Linked DNA regions of Homo sapiens: region 1 is linked to region 2. Evidence: chromatin loops called from intact Hi-C (ENCODE). Cell type or tissue: endothelial cell of umbilical vein. All regions are shown on one strand.

Region 1 (8,000 bases), 210 kb after region 2:
ATTCAGAGGTCTGGGAAGTCTGTGTAAACTTCAGCACGTGCTGTGTACACTGTGGGTAGCTTCAAGGGTATAACCTTTCAGAAACTTCTTAGGGTTTAGTCTTGCTCAGTGACTCTGTCTGCTCACGGAGCTGGCTGGTTGGGGGTGGGGGGGGCAGTGTAAGGGGACAAAGGGAGTATGATGCTTAGGTGAAGAGGTAAGCAAACCCTCTAGACCCTAACTGAATGCCCAACAAAGGAAAAACCATTCTCTGGAGGAGCTTTGCAAATTATCAGGCTTCCTTGTGCCCTTAAATGACCAATATGGGACTCCAAGAAACCACAGAGAAGATATAAAAGAAATCAGGTAACAGTGTCTTGTTTTCCCTTTTACATCCCTGTGGAATTTTCATGGGTCTCTGCTTTGTGGGAAAGCTGGGAAAGTTTATCGATTCTTATCCCGGAGGTGGGCAATTGTCACAGCAATGAAGATGTGAACAAATGTTTGGGCAGGCAAAATGTGTATGGTGGTTAAGAACATGCACTTTGGAGGAATATTTACATTTAATTACCAACCTGCCTCCCAGAATTAGTTAGGCTTCTTTGGGGAGGTAAGTTGACCTCTCTGAGTCTTATTTATCTCATCTGTAAAATGGGAATAGTATCACCCTCACAGGAATATTGTAAAAGCAAAAGACCACATATGTGCAATCCTCGGCATACAGAAGGCATTTAATGAATGGTAACCACTGTACCTCTCAAGCAGCTCTAGAAGAACAGGCCTTCTTTTGGACTTTCTGGAATAAGATTACTAGAATTAGAAAAGAATGGGCTATGAACTATTTTTCATCTCTATTTTAATTTACAATTGATCAGTTAAGAAGCAACATAGAAATATGCACAGATATCTAACAGGAAGTTCCGAGGGATCTAAACCATGTTAAAAACACAACAAAAGATTACAATTCAAGAAAATGTGGCATCATGGTGGTTGGTTTTATTGTTCAGAAACTTTAAATTCAGAGTTTTTAAAGCCCAAAGTATTGATGAGATGTCCAAATATTTCAGGTATGGTTGAAGTGAGCACAACAACTTTCTGTTATTTCTAATCTGTATTCAACTCTCCAGGAACAGCCCACAGGCATTTCTGTCTCAAGGAGCTAGCCACTTTCATTATAAAACCCAAAATTCAACCAGTGAACATTCACCAGGACGCAAGCTCTAAGCCCTGCTCAGCTAAGAATATCCACCTGATATATTGACCAAAGATGAAAATGCTAAGACATTGCTGGGAAGTTCAAAGTAGTTGACTTGGGTTGGGTAATCTGTCTAGACTGGAGAAGTCTGAAAATGGCCTCCTCTTGTCTAAGTGAGTTTGTAGCAGTAGATGTTAACAGTCAATGGTTCCAACAGAAGCTAATGATCAGAAATGAGGGCTAAGACTCCAAAAGAATGACCTTGGTTCAGAGGCAGTGCACTGAAAGAGTCTGTAGCATCCAGGAGTTTTTCTGCCATAGTCATTCCTGTATACAGTCTCTTGGCCATGAGGGATTGGTTCCAGGAAAACCCCTTGCCTAAGATACCAAAATTCATATACGCTCAAGTCCCTGATATAAAATGGTGTAGTATTTGCAAATAACCTATGCACGTCCTCCCATACACTTTAAGTCATCTCAAATTTACTTATAATACTTAATACAATGTGAATGATATGTAAATAGTTGTTATACTGTATTGTTTAGGGAATAATGACAAGAAAAAGTCAGTACATGTTCAGTACGGATGCAAATATTCTTTAAAAAAAATTTTTTTTTTGCTCTGAAGTTGGTTGAATCCATGAATGCAGAACCCATGGATACGAAGAGCCAAGTGTACATTGTTTGCAGGGGGGAAGGTGTTAGCTCTGAATTTCTGCACCCCTATCCCCTTTAGGGGCACTATTTCTACATCTTTTCTTCCCTATATGACATAAGGATGCTGGGGAAAATCTACTGTGCACTAGAAAGGCCATGAGACGCAGATCATAGTGTGACTTTTCTGTGGTGCTTTGACACAGACTGAAGCTCCCCATCCCTACCTCCAGCTCACTTTAGGGAGGTCCCAGGTCCACAGTTTTCCTGGGGTGTTTGCAGAGATCATCCTGAGGAGCATGAAATAAAGAAATATGTTAAAGAAAAAGGAGAGATCTGGCTAGACTTTGGGCAAGGCTGCAATGCTTCTGTCTCAGAGACAATGGAATGGAAACAACTTCCAGATTTAAATACACTCCCTTGGGACTGACCAGAGCAGGGAGAAGGGATTTATAGGAAGGAAGTTTATACCAGAGAATTCATCCCAGTTCAACAAAATGTGCACTGCGTACTCTAGAAGTACAATGTGCTAAGTGCCGCAGGAAGGTACAAATGTACCTTTCCCTTGGAACAGTAGTTTTTAACCTCTTTGGGAGTCTCAGACAACTTTGAGAATCAGAGGAAAGCTACAGATCCTTAGAAAAATTTCTGCACAAAATTTCAGCAGGATCACACTTTCCTGAAACTCTCCTGGGCAAGAACCCCTGCTCCATGAGAAACAGCAGGTCTAAGACATGGCAGAAAGTTGTCAAGATTGATGTTTTAAAAATGTATGAGGTATGTAAGATAGCCAGTAAAAATGGCAAAGGCAACTGGAACTCTGTAGCTACTTAAATCACTGGTATTTCTGCCTCTCAGGCACTACTTCAGCAAGTCTCAGGAGGTATGGAAAAGACTGATGACACAACTTTGAAAATTGGTGGCTTTGTTTTTTTGGTTTTTTTTTTTAATCCCACCTAACAGAGATCCCAAAGTCCTGTTTTCTTAAATAGCAAGAAAGTTTGAAAGAGGCAAACAATTCTTCAAAGGTCATGAGGAATCTAACTAGGATGTCCAGGAATGGAGTGGGAGAAGCGTATCCCTATTTTTAAAAAATAGGGATGATGGGGAGGGTGTGGCCAACTGACTAGATCAAGATGTGGGGCAGGGTCTGGACTGAAAGCTGAGGGGCCACTCACACTGGCAGCTTTGGGGACAGCCAAGGTTGCCCCATGCTTCAGTGGGAAGGTGATTTTTCTCAGAGTGCAACTACATTTCATGTTTGACTGATGACCTCTGTCCCATGAGCTATTTATGCTCTTCAGACAGCAGTCAGGGAACAAGACAGTGAAGATGGAACCTGGAGGCATTCAATAGGGAAAAAAAGAGAGAAAGAAAAAAAGAAAGAGCGAGGAAGGAAAGGAAAGGGAAGGAAAGGAAAGGAAAGGAAAGGGAAGGGAAGGGAAGGGAAGGAAAGGAAAAAGAAGAGAGAGAAAAAGAAGTGGGGGAGTGAGAGACGAAGGAAGAAAAGGAGGGAGGGGAACCCCGGGCAATTACAGTAATGTATGAAAAGGTAACCTACGAAATCAGAGTTAAGAGCCTTCTCCACGCCATGCCTGGTGCTTTGCCATTTCCACATTCAATACGTTTTTTTTTTTTTAATTTCTTCCTTCACAGTAATTCTGTGAGGTGGGCACTATTATATTACAAATGAGGAAACTGAGGCTCAGAGGGTTCAGTGATTCGTCCAGGGTTGCACAGCTGGTGGGTGGCAGAGCTGAAACCTGTGCCCCAAACAGCCCTACCCAGCTCTCTTGATCCTTTGTTAAACGGTAACGACACACACTCTTACCTATCTCTCTATGTCCCCAACCTATCTGGAACTCCCTGTAACCTCTTGCAAAACTAAATCTAAGCCCAGAATCTCTTCTGTTCCAACCGTCTATTTCTTAAGCCCCGCTTGGGGCCCAGGCGCTGCCACAGGCCGAAGGGCGAGGTTCGGGCCGAGGCAGCCCACGCCCGTCCTCTCCTCCCTCCTCTCCTGGGAGTGGAAAGCTCGTCCCGGGACGCCCCAGCTCCGGGCCGGCTTCGCCTGCGCCCGCGTTGCTGGCAGCGCCGGGGTTAACCCTCCCGCCCTGCGGAGCAATGATTTCTGTTTTATTTCAGCAGGGGAAGTGTGTGCTGCCTGATTAGCCTGATGGTTTCCTCTTTTCCCATAACCTCCAGACCCCCATGGCCCAAGTGTTTACTCTCTGAAATAAAAAATCTGCTGGTGTTTTTCTTTTTGTGTGCTCGTGTATTTTGGGAGGATTGCAGGGGAGGAAGGCGGGGTGGGGTTAGGGACCGGGAGGCTGGGGGAGGGGAGCGGGCCGCCTCCTCCAGCTGCAGGCTCCGGGCTGAGACCCCTGGCTGCAGTGCAAGAAAGCAACTTATTAATGAGGGAGCTGGGTCTCCTGCCTCGGCAGCTATAAACACAGTGAACATCTGGAGAGAGAGCCCGTGTCTCTAGGCGGCCAGACACAGCACTACAGGCTGTCCCTGCGGCGCAGCCCGCCCCCACCCTCCACTCTCACGCGCCCCTCGCCCCTCGCCCCTCGCCCCTCGCCCCTCTCCTGGGCTCCGGCTCCCACCTCATCGGCCCACCCGAAGATGTCCATTCACCCAGTGCCGCGGCCGGAGCCGAGCGGGGCCTGACGCCAGCCGGCGGCGTCCACCGTCCCACCCCCGTGCGAGGAGTTCCAGGAGAGGGGTCAAACTGCTTGAATCGCATAAGAACCCGGTGCCCCAGGGACCTTTTCCCAACTCGGACCAAATATTTGTGGTTTGAAAAAGTTGAGAGAACGTTTTTTCTCTCCGCAGCCCCCTGGGAGTCCCAGCGCAATGCTGTTACTTCCTAGGATGTTCGAGAAGCTGCGAGTTCGAGGGCGGGCCGGCGGAAGGCTTGCCTTTCCACTGTCACTCCACGAACCCAGCCCAGAGGCTTCGGTTTGTCTGTCTTGGTTTCCTTCCTTCCCGGGGACCTAAAGGGGTGATTTACATTTGTAAAGGCCTTTCCAAGCCCTCCTTCCTCGGGGCTGTTGGGGTCACTCCTGAGAGCATGGGGTCTCTGGTCTCTAACCTGGGTGTGCAGCTCTTTCTGGCCCTCACCAGGCTGGCCTCTCCTTTGGCTGGTGAAATGAGGCACAGTGGGCAGATGCTAGCACATTAGCCTTGAGCAAGATAAGAGTGGGCAGGACTCAGATGTGAGTGGGCATCTGGTTTCTTCGATTCACCTAAATCCACACTCACACCATGGCGAAAGGAAAAAGAAGAAAAGCAGCGTTTATTTATTGGTCCCCTGCGATAGGCCACGACCTTTTAACTATACTACCCTCATGCAGTGGACACAAGAACTCTTTGGAAAGAGTGTATTTCACCTGTGAAAGGTGAGGGTTGGGAAGCTCAGTGGACTTAGCCAAGGCCGAAGGCCTGTACCGGGATGTGCTGCTGGGGTCTTGAGGCATAGGCTGGCTCTTCCCACAACACCAGGCCAAACCCTCTGCTTAGACTTAACACTCTTCAATTATACTCAAAATGTATACCAAAAGACCTTGTAATCTGAATATGAAATAGTACCAGCTCAAAAGCTACCAAGGCAGCAGGAGGTGGGAGGAAAAAGAAAGAGGCCATGTAGGAAGCAGGAGCAACTTCAGTCCACAGCTGATCAGAGGCATGCCCTCCACTTATGGAGAATAGGGTCAGGCATTTGCAGAATCTCAGTATCAGATGAGCAAACTGACAGAGCGAGTGTGCGGGAGATATTAGGCATGTGGACTCTCCCTAGCGGACTGCTTGGGCTAGGCTGGCCTTGCTTTCCTTCCTCTTTCCCTGGCCCTCTCAGAGATGGGATGGGGATATATGGCAAGGCTGTTCCTGCATCAGGCTTCTCTCAGTACTCTCCCCTGGGAGTAGCTTGTCAGGGCAGCTAGGCCCCAACCTCGGCCTTCTGTGAAAGGCTGGAACCTCAGGTAGGGTTACAGCTTGCTCCTCCCAAACAGCACAGCCATCCAGGCAGAATCCAAAAAGGTCCATGTTTCCCCATCTCCCTTAATGTTTGGACTTTATTTAAAGACAGGAGTTTAATTCCCTAGTCTTGTCCTAGAAAATAGTTGGGCATTAGCATAGACAGTTCCTCACTGAGCTAGAAAATTGAAAGAATAAAATAAAATAAAGAGACTGGAGTGGCCCAGTTGTGTTTCTAATTCACTTTGCCTGGACTCCCTGTAAGTCTTCTCTAAGAAGAACCGTCCAGCCTTTTCTCAGGGACAGCATTAGTCCAATATTGTAATCGTCCAATGTTACAACATCCCTAAAGCACACACACTCTCAGGACCGTTCTGTTCTGAAGAACAAAGAACCTGACACACACCCTTTAGAAAAGAAAAGCACACCCTGAATGAGGAAAGAAGAGAGGGGTGCAGCAGATGATAGTCTGAAACACCATTCTGTAAAACCACAGACCTGCCATAAGAATAAACATTTCAGAGCAAGGTGAGTCTCCATTTAACAAGTCTCTCTGGCACTCCCTCAGCGCTCTCAACACTTAAAAGCCAAATTGGAGGCATCTGTGCTTCCTGCTGAGACATCCCACCTGGTTGTGGATAGCCCTTTCCAAACACTGGCCCAGGTTTGATCTCTCCCAGCCGCTAGGCCATATGAGAAAGCCCCAGGAGGGACTATGAACTCGGAATCTCAGCGTATCTCCCACTTGAACTTCCAAAGTTTATTTGGGAAAGACATTCTTTAGTTCCACCATTTTGTTAGTAAATTTGTTTTAGAGATTTTAGTGAGATCCAAAGCCACACATTAATACTGCCAAACTTTATGTCATAAATAAGTGTAATATTTCACATGGAAACCATTTGCTCTAGCATGTAAATGTACACCCACACACACACTTGCATAGAAGTTGTTTTAAAGGAGAACTGAGGCTTCCCCTTTTCCATGTATTTTCTCAGTATCCCGGGCATGGCACTGGTCACCAAACGTGTTCAACCAATCAGTGGGTCACTCTCTGACTCAATGAAACCCAGTTTGGACTCCCAAAATGCACTTTGGGTCAATGAGTCATAATAGCAAATATTCATATCAGGCTTGCTAAGTGACGGCACTGTTTTATGCTTTACACATACTAACTTAGTGGTTCTCAAAGTGTGATCTCTAGACCAGCAGCATCAGCAGCACCTGAGAACTTGTTAGAAATGCAAATTTTTGAGCCTTAGCCTAGAATCACTGAATCAGAAACCCTGGGGGTAGAACTCCATAACCAGTGTCTTAACAAACCCTAAAGTGATTCTCATGTACCCTGGGAGTTTCTGCTTCGATAAGTCTGGGGTACGGCTCGAGATTTTGCATTTCTAACAAGTTCTCAGATGATAGTGATGCTGCTGGTCTGGGGACCATGCTTGGAGAATCATTGGTATAGATCCGGAAACTGGGTTACAAGATTAAGTTGTCTAAGGTCACACAGTTATAACGGAAGAGCTGATGCAAACACAAGCAACCTGGGTCCAGCGTCTGGGTTCTTTCCTACTACACTAAATAGATGTCCTTTCTCATGAAGAATGGGAAGTGGCAGATAGGCTGTGAATGTGGTTGAGTGAAGGTTTTACTGTGTTCAGTGACCAAAGACATAGCAAACTGCATTCTACAAGAAAAAGTATTGTCTTGTTTCTCAAATCAATCAAAGACCATGGTAATAAGACTATAGGTTCCTCCTCATGAAGGTAAGTTGTGTTTCCTATGTTCTCTAGCTCCAGGCTGCTTCCCAGCTCTAAGCAAGTATTTTGCAAAAGTGTACTTTGCTCACAACATCACATCCATAAGTTTGGCTGATTTCAGACAAATCCATCCTTGAAATGAAAAATAATTTGATACTATAACACTTTGGAAGAGTGCTAAGTAAGCATCGTATTTTCTGATATGAACTATGACCATTCATGAGCATCATAAGGGTGAAGTTGAAATCAAATATGGACCGCTGGCATTGATGGGATGGACGAGGTCTTGTGTCCTGTGTGCTCAGCTGGGTCTCTGATGTCGGTTTTGGAAAACAGGCAGTGTCTGACTTCAGCTAGGTCTAGGCACCACTCTGAGGCTCGCTACCGTTACCCTGTGTATCCAACAGGACTGTGGGTAGGAACCAGTCATGACA
Region 2 (8,000 bases):
ACACTTAGAATAGTGCCTGGTGAAAACACAGTAGAGTTAACTGTTATTTCTTAACTCATTCTTAGTTTACCACCATCATCCTCAGGCTGTTTGCCTGTGGTTTGTTTAGCTCACCCTTTCTTGAAAACAGACCTTTACCTGAAAACATTCTGATATCAAAACCCACAATACCTGGCATTTGTGACCATGAGCGCTTCACTGGAAGTTGGTGCATGGACTTCCTTCCCTTAACATCTGCTGAAGGCATTCTGCATGAACGCTCTCAGCAGTTTCCCCCTTCAATGGTTTGTCAGAAGCCAGGGAAAAAAAAATATGAGTACTTAAAATGTCTTTGTATATTATGTTTATGACTCCCCATGATTTTTTCCAAAACAAAAAGAAAATTTCCTTCTACATGCCTGCACCTTTGTCTTCTTCTCTCTTCCCTTTTTTTTACTTTTTGAAGAGACTCACTCCCAAGTCTTCATTCCTTGCAAAAATCGATAGAGTAACCTAAATTTGGAATTTCAAAACTAAACTTACTGAGCCAAAGTTTTACATAGTTTTTATTAACTGATTATAAAATACATGTTTATTATTAGAATTTTAGAGAAAGTATCAAGAAAAAAGAAGAGAACTGCCATTCCAACACCCTGAAAAAATCATCACTAATGTTTTACAGAATCGTTTCCAGTCTTTTTAAATTTACATGTATTTTATCATTGAGAATATAGCCTATATGCAATTTTTATGCTGCATTTTTTCATTTTGTCAAATAATATCACTGATCCAAATTATATATAAGTGATTTTAATGACACCATTAATTTAACAGTGCCATCATTATATTCTGTCATTTGTTTTTAATTAAATATCCTGTTATTAGAAAAATTTTCTACTTTTAAAATTATTTCTATAGAACTGGAATATGATAAACCTCTTTAGTTATAAATTGTTGTCCAGATTTTTATGAAAGTTTCCAAAAATAAAATTGCTGGGCTGAAAATACAAATATTTTAAGACTTTTGATAAACTGTAATAGAAAAAATTGCTTGCTTAGAAAGTATAAGCATGAATTTCATTACTGGGTATATACCCAGAGGAATACAAATTATTCTACCATAAAGACACATGTATGTGAATGTCCATTGCAGCCCTATTCACAATAGAAAAGACAAGGAATCAATGTGAATGCCCATCAGTGACAGACTGGATAAAGAAAAGGTGATGCACATACACCATGGAATACTATGCAGCCATAAGAATAAGATCATGTCTTTTGGAGGGACATGGATGGAGCTGGAGGCCATTGGCATTAGCAAGCTAACGCAGGAACAGATAAACAAATACAGTGTGTTCCCATTTATAAGTGGGAGCTAAATGATGAGAACTAATGGATACAAAGTAGGGAACAACAGACATTGGCGGCTACTTGAGAGTGGAGGGTGGGAGAAGGAAGAGGAGAAGAAAAATAACTATTGGGTACTAGGCTTAGTATCTAGGTAACAAATTAGTCTGTACAACCAATCCCCGTGAGATGAGTTTACCTATATAACAAACCTGCACATGTTCCCCAAACCTAAAATAAAAGTTACCAAAAAAAAAAGTATATGCCTGTTTATAGTTTCACCAGCAGCATATCAAGGTTAAAGATAGAGTTAGGGTGCCCTTAGTAAGATCTAAATTTACATATTGGTTAATCTTTTCTCACTGAAAGTCAAAGCCTATGTCTTTTAAATATATGTTTTAAATAATAAATATTAAAATAAATATAACGTGGCTTGCTTAACCTCCATTTGAGTTTCCTATGTTTTATTTCACTAAATGGGACTTCGAATGAGACCGCACTTTATCATATGTGCCATGGGATACAGAAGGAACAGCGCCTCCCATCAGAGACATCCATGGCATGGTGAGCCCTACAGTCTTAGAGGGCACCCTGAACATGCATCCGTGGTTAAACAGCCCTGGAGGACCATGCTCAGACCCCTGCAATACACATGCACCCCAGATCCCAGCTTCCAGCTGGCTCCTTACAGAGACTGCATATAAAACAGAGGCACTTAGAGAGCATTCGTTCTCCTGCTCACTCACTCAATACCTACTAAGGGCCAATTCCATGGGAGAAACTATGCTCAGCACCAAGGAAACCATATCAGTAGGAGAGGCTCAGGGCCTGCCTTTGTAAAGCTTACATTTTAGAGAAAGAAATGACTGTTATGTAATTGATTACCTAATTAGATTTTTAATCATGTTTATGATGAAGCACTCTAAAACAGAATAATAATTGATACAAGGAACATTCAATCTGGGGAGTTCATAATTTCTGCAAAAGGTATATTTTATGTCACAAATATCTTTGTACATGGAAATCACCCTGTAACTTAGAAACACCTGGTATGCTTTAACATGAAGAAATGGAGCACATGCCAGCTCCTCTAACTCAGTCTGTGTGTCAGGGTAAAATATATATTTCCAGTGCTGGGCAAAGATGGAAAAGAAAAATAAGTTGACCTAAAATCTTTCTGTTTCTGTAAGTTTAGCGTCTCATAGATCCTCAGTGACCAACCCCATGTGGTGAGGAAAAATGAAGCCTAAAGAATTTCAGTCGTCTATCTTTTGCATAGCTAATCGTAGAAAGAACTAGGAACTGTCCCACAAAAAAAAAAACAAAATAATAATCTAGGTCCTTCAGGCAGCTTTGCAAATAGCCACTTACTCACCTGCTTAACCAGCAAGTAATAATTCATGCTGGACAAGTGACGAAGAATCCCACTTTGGTTTATTGCCTTTCCCATAGCTCTTCAAATGTTTGATCTCATTTGCAAGGTTATATTCTGAATACAAAAATGCATCTCTCCCCACGGCCAGTGAAGGGCGGCATACTAATCTTCCATTCCCATCCACACACCAAGTGAATCTGGGGAGACTAAACCAAAGTTCAGCTCTGGGGCATTGTTTGTTTCCCTGCAGATCCTCTTTCCCTTCCTTTGGTGCCTATTTGCTTACCAGGGTGAACACAAGGCAGAAAATGCAGCCCTGAGCCCACTGTCACCACCGGTGAGGAATGGTGTCCTCTGAACACTCAACTAGCTTCCACCAGCTTCCGGTAAGTGAAGCAAAACAGAGACCTTTGACATGTAGAGACCAGGGAGAGGTTCTTGAAGGAACAATGGGACATACTGTGGACTGTTTACAGACCCTGCTACCCTCTGTTGTGGCTACTGAGTCACCGGCAATTTGTATAGTTTGATTCACAACCCCCAGGCCCCCCTGGACCGCCAGCGCCAGTATCTGCTTCTGCTCCATTATTGTCACTGATGGACTCATCCTGGCCTTCCCCACCCCCCACACCCACTGCCGCCATCATCATTTCCCCTATTGTTTGCCGAGCCTGGCCCTGACCCCTGGGTATTTATAAAGGCCACTTCCCACTGCATCATTGTGTGCTCTGTGGCCCTCAGCTCCCCACATTTCCTGACAACGTGGGGGTGGCGGGGAAGGGCTTGTTAACAACCCGAGTCCAGCTCCCAACTTCCTCCATGTCCTGTTTACTGCACTCTGCAAGCATCTCCCTGGCCACTCCTCAAGCAGAGTCCGCAGGCTCTGACTTATCCCAATGTGGGCTGCAGTGAGGGAAATCCTATTTCAGCCTCGCAGTTTGCCTGCAGTAAAACAAGCCAAAGAGCAAAGGGCTTCTTGTGTAATGGAATGGGACTCAAAAGGTGTTTCTGTCTCTGGATTAAACCACTGGTGTTTTGAGTCCAAGCTGGAGATGTCGGACTTGGAGAGTTACACATGCAGCCTCTTTCCCTGTGTTTCTCAGTGTATGGAATTGCTGACAATTGCAGTCTCCACATTACCTCTTGGGTTCTCTGGAGCTTGGAGCCTGAAGGTATACACTGCCAGGGCTATCATACATTTAGACAAAAGTCCTGCCCTGTGGGCAAACGTGAGGGAAGGTAGACAGAAATACGGCATTTCTGTATTTTCTAGAATGTATTTTCTTTTTTCCTCCACCTTTTCCTTGCTTTCCATTAGAAGCGTCATCCGCTTTTGTGGAATGATGCATTACATTATACACATTGGTAAATGGAACGAAGAGTTGCTTTGTGCATCTGTGACTATAATCTTTCAACATTTGTTTTTTGTTTGTTTTCTGACTTAAGTTGATAAGGAGCTCCTTTCATTTTTCCAAACCAAGATGAAAGAAACAGGCTCACTCAGAGAGTTTAAAAACTCACTTAAGGTCATGAGCCAGTTGCAAAGCCCCTTCCCTATCTAAAAGCACTAGGGCTTATAGCTTTGGTCATTTGCTGTTTCTTCCCTTGGTGCTTTGCTGTGCCCGATCTGCCCATCCGTCCTTTCACCATTCATGTACTCTTCTGGGAGCGTGATGGGATTCCTGGGGTTACATCCACCAAAAGCACAAACTCTGTTTAGAAGGATTCATGGCTGAGCCCTTGAGACTCCCAGCTGTCAGAGAAGAACTTTCAAGGCTCAATCCACTGGGATGAGCTTCTCGTCAAATCAGGCGCTAGCCCAGGCCGGCTGTTGTGATGCGTGGTCTCTCCCACTGTGCAGCCTCTCAGCAACTGAGATTTCGGCTGCCCCATGTTGTTTATTATTGCAGTCAGAGCTCTGCCTAGGGTGGGAAACGAGCAAAAGGTGACTGGAGCCCCCATCGTACCCTCCAAGACTACTTTCATCCCTGGATTGTTTGGTTGGGCAAAACCACGATCTTTTCTCAGCATCCGGGTACCAATAGCCAGACACTCTTCTCCATACATTCATTTGGCCACTCTCTCTGTCCCTGATCATCCACACTTCCTTGGGCACACAGCTGAATATGGATGAGTGTTTGGCCTGAGCTGCCTCATCCTCCCGGTCCAATAGCCTCCACCCCTGCCCTCTCTCTCAGCACGCTTCCTGTTTCATTCCCAGTCCAGCGGCTGTGCCAGACTGTGAAGCTCCCAGCAGGCAGCAGGCCAGTCTCAGGACCATGACAGGGTGAGTAATGCACAGGCCAGCCAGCAGGTCAGAGGGCAGCCGCTCCTGGAATTGCATCTCCTTAGATGAGGAGGCCGGTAACTGTGATCACCCAGTGGAATTAGTTCCCAGAGCTGATGGGCAAGATAAAGCACATTAGCAAAATGTGTCCTCTCTGACTTTATACCACAGGGGGCAGGGCCTTGCCTGGAGGATCTGGACTCACCATTGACTCTCCCCCAAGCTCCCGCCACTACATGATCATCTTATCAGCACCATCGTAGTCATGTAACTCTAGAATGTCAGAGCTAGAAGGGGCCAGACAAACCCCTTTTATAAATGAGGAGACAGTGCCCTAAAGGGCTCAAGCAGCTTCCTGAAACTTGCACCCCACTGTCCTGTCCATCTCAGTGACCCCTTCACTACATTTTGCCACCATGACTGTGAGAGACCTCCCCAGGGTAAAAAGAGCAGGTTGGGAGTATGAGCTACAGAGGTGAGGATGTCCCTATTTCTCAGATTAGCTTCAAAAAGGGAAATGCCAGGAAGGAGCTCCCCACCCCACAGACATATCCTTACTTGCAGGCAGGGGGAGAGATGGTACACTGCAATCGCCAGCCCTAGAGACCAGCTTCTTCTCCATCCATCACTCTAACCTACTCCATGTAAAGCTAAAGTCATACAGCCACAGAGAAAAATACTAAGAATAGTAAAGAAACATGCCAAAAAAGACAGCAGCATCACCAAATAGCCTATAAATGTGCACAGACTTGTGTAATCAAGCAAACACCATCCAACTCAAACTAGGTAGGTACCAGTTTCTGATGTATAAGCATATTCATTCATTCATTCATTCAATCAACAAAGACATATATGAAGGTTCAGTCTACACTTATTCATATTTTATGCCAGCCACTAAATAGTTAGCAGGATAATTCATCTGTGCAATAGTTATATTGGTGCCTACAGTTTGGTAGGGGTAATAGATATAGTAAAAACAGTACAGCCTGATGTAAGAATATATCAAAAAATACACACACACACACACACACACACACACACACACACATCCATAAAATAGAGATGTGCACAAAGAGATTAAGCTTGCTTGGGATGGATGAGGAGAACATCAAGAATGTCTTTGCAGAGGAGATACTATCGGAGCCAAATTTTGAATGATGACACACTCTGGGGAGTAGACTAAGAATTGAGCAGGCATAGCAGACAGACAACAGCAAAGAGAAGAGGACACAGGAGCCTTAGGCTGTTCAGAGAGTCATGCAGCATAACTGGAACGGGAGGTAACCATGGCTCTGTGTGTAGAGCTCAAATCACAAAAGGCCATATTTGCAAGAGCATGGCCTTGATGTTGAAGGTACTGCAGAGCCATTAAAGACTAGCATAAAAAGAATGACAGAATTAGGCTTGCAATGAAGAAATACTCTGCTTCTCAAATGAAAAGCAAATTGAAGGGAGGTGAGGCTGATGGTCAGGAGGCTATGGAGCAGTCCAGATGAGGGCTTCCATTTGTAAAGTGCCTGATCATACCAGATACTAAACTCATCACTTTTATGACAACAAGTATGAATGAGCAGATGCTAGTTTCCAGACACTGTTCTGGGCAATGTAGACACAGTGGCTGATAAGCCTGACAGAGTCCCTGACCTTGAGCAGCTTACACTCTAATAGGGGGAGTTAAATACATAAGACAATTTCAAGGATGGATAAATCCTAGAAACTGATCATCTCATTATGTTACTTGCCCACAATTATATGGAAAGTAAGAGAAAGAGCCAAGATTTGAGCCCAGAACTGAATCCTCAGTCTATGATCTAGCCCACATGGACTTTAGGATAGAAGAACAACTTGGGCTCAGATGCGGTGGGAAGAAGGTGCAGAGGAGCTGGGGAGATAAGAGTCTGGATGATCCTAACGGCAGACTCTTCACAGTGTGCTGTTTAATCAGCTATTATTGGCTGTGGGTCAGCTAGCTGAGTAAGTTTATAATTTGCTATAAGTCTTAGAATTTTCGTTAACTCATTTATTCACTCATTCACTAATGAACATTTACTCTGTTCTTGGCGCTTGATCTCTAAGCATGGAGGTAAATATAGAGCCTTTCCCTTTAATTTGTTCATAAAAAAGTGGGAAATCAACCAAATAAACAGAAACATAGAGAAAAGCAGGATAGGTGCCCTTAAGATAGTTAATACTGTACTGAATAGCTGCCTGCCAGATGCGGCATTACATGAAATATGGCAGGAAATATCAAAAGACATCTCTGTTTGTTACTGTTACTTTTTTTTTTTTTTTTTTTTTTTTTGAGACGGGGTTTCGCTGTTGTTGCCCAGGCTGGAGTGTAATGGCGCGATCTTGGCTCACCACAACCTCCACCTCCCTGGTTCAAGCAATTCTCCTGCCTCAGCCTCCCGAGTAGATGGGATTACAGGCATGCACCACCACACCCAGCTAATTTTGTATTTTTAGTAGAGACAGGCTTGCTCCATGTTGGTCAGGCTGGTGTCAAACTCCTGACCTCAGGTTATCCGCCTGCCTCGGTCTCCCAAAGTGCTGGGATTACAAGCGTAAGCCACTGCACCCAGCCTGTTACTGAGTCAGGCAGAGAATGGCAATCAATCCAAGAAGAATGTGGGAAGGCCAAGATATGTGTAAGACAGTGTGAGAAAACATTGAGGCCTGAGAAACTTAAGGAAGATGTTTAGACTCTAGAAATATCTGTCATTCCAAATGGCACTTCCATGCATACAGAAATGTAGCTTATTTCTTATACAGAGTTTTGTTTTCCAAACCAGAAATGCCAGAATAAACCAGCTACATAAGAGTTTTCCTCTTAAGGAGGTCCATTCTGTATTTGGTTGAATTGTGTTCATATTACATAAAAGAGTTCTAAACCTAATCTTTTAAAATTGCCCCCAAAGCCTGAAGCACATTGTCCCAGATATCTTTTCTAGTGCTTCATTTTTAGTCCTTCAAATATAAATTTGATTTATAGAGACAGTCTAAATCTGTTAG

Evidence for each region. Hi-C counts contacts between places; a loop is a spot of excess contacts. Peaks named below come from ENCODE experiments on the same cell type or tissue, not always from the same donor. Only the 100,000 strongest peaks of a DNase experiment are listed, where the experiment ranks them.
Region 1: it touches region 2 in a loop (6-fold over the local background); 2 of 110 quality-filtered maps call a loop at or near these places.

Annotation. Positions count from the first base shown.
Region 1 is chr11:128,544,877-128,552,876 of GRCh38, forward strand. All of the region lies in intron 3 of ETS1 (ETS proto-oncogene 1, transcription factor), which reads right to left. Among named protein-coding and RNA genes, the nearest start is that of ETS1-AS1, 23 kb to the left of the region's middle. RefSeq lists enhancers at 6,133-6,674, 7,556-7,625, 7,738-7,827. In endothelial cell of umbilical vein, no CTCF peak of the experiment used is centred here; a DNase peak (open chromatin) is centred at 4,025; H3K4me3 peaks cover 570 bases; H3K27ac peaks cover 640 bases; H3K27me3 peaks cover 233 bases.
Region 2 is chr11:128,331,373-128,339,372 of GRCh38, forward strand. LOC124902787 (a long non-coding RNA gene) reads right to left here and starts at 2,909. Exons shown (of 2, transcript XR_007062946.1): 1 at 2,702-2,909. In endothelial cell of umbilical vein, no CTCF peak of the experiment used is centred here; DNase peaks (open chromatin) are centred at 3,409 and 4,999; H3K27ac peaks cover 3,342 bases.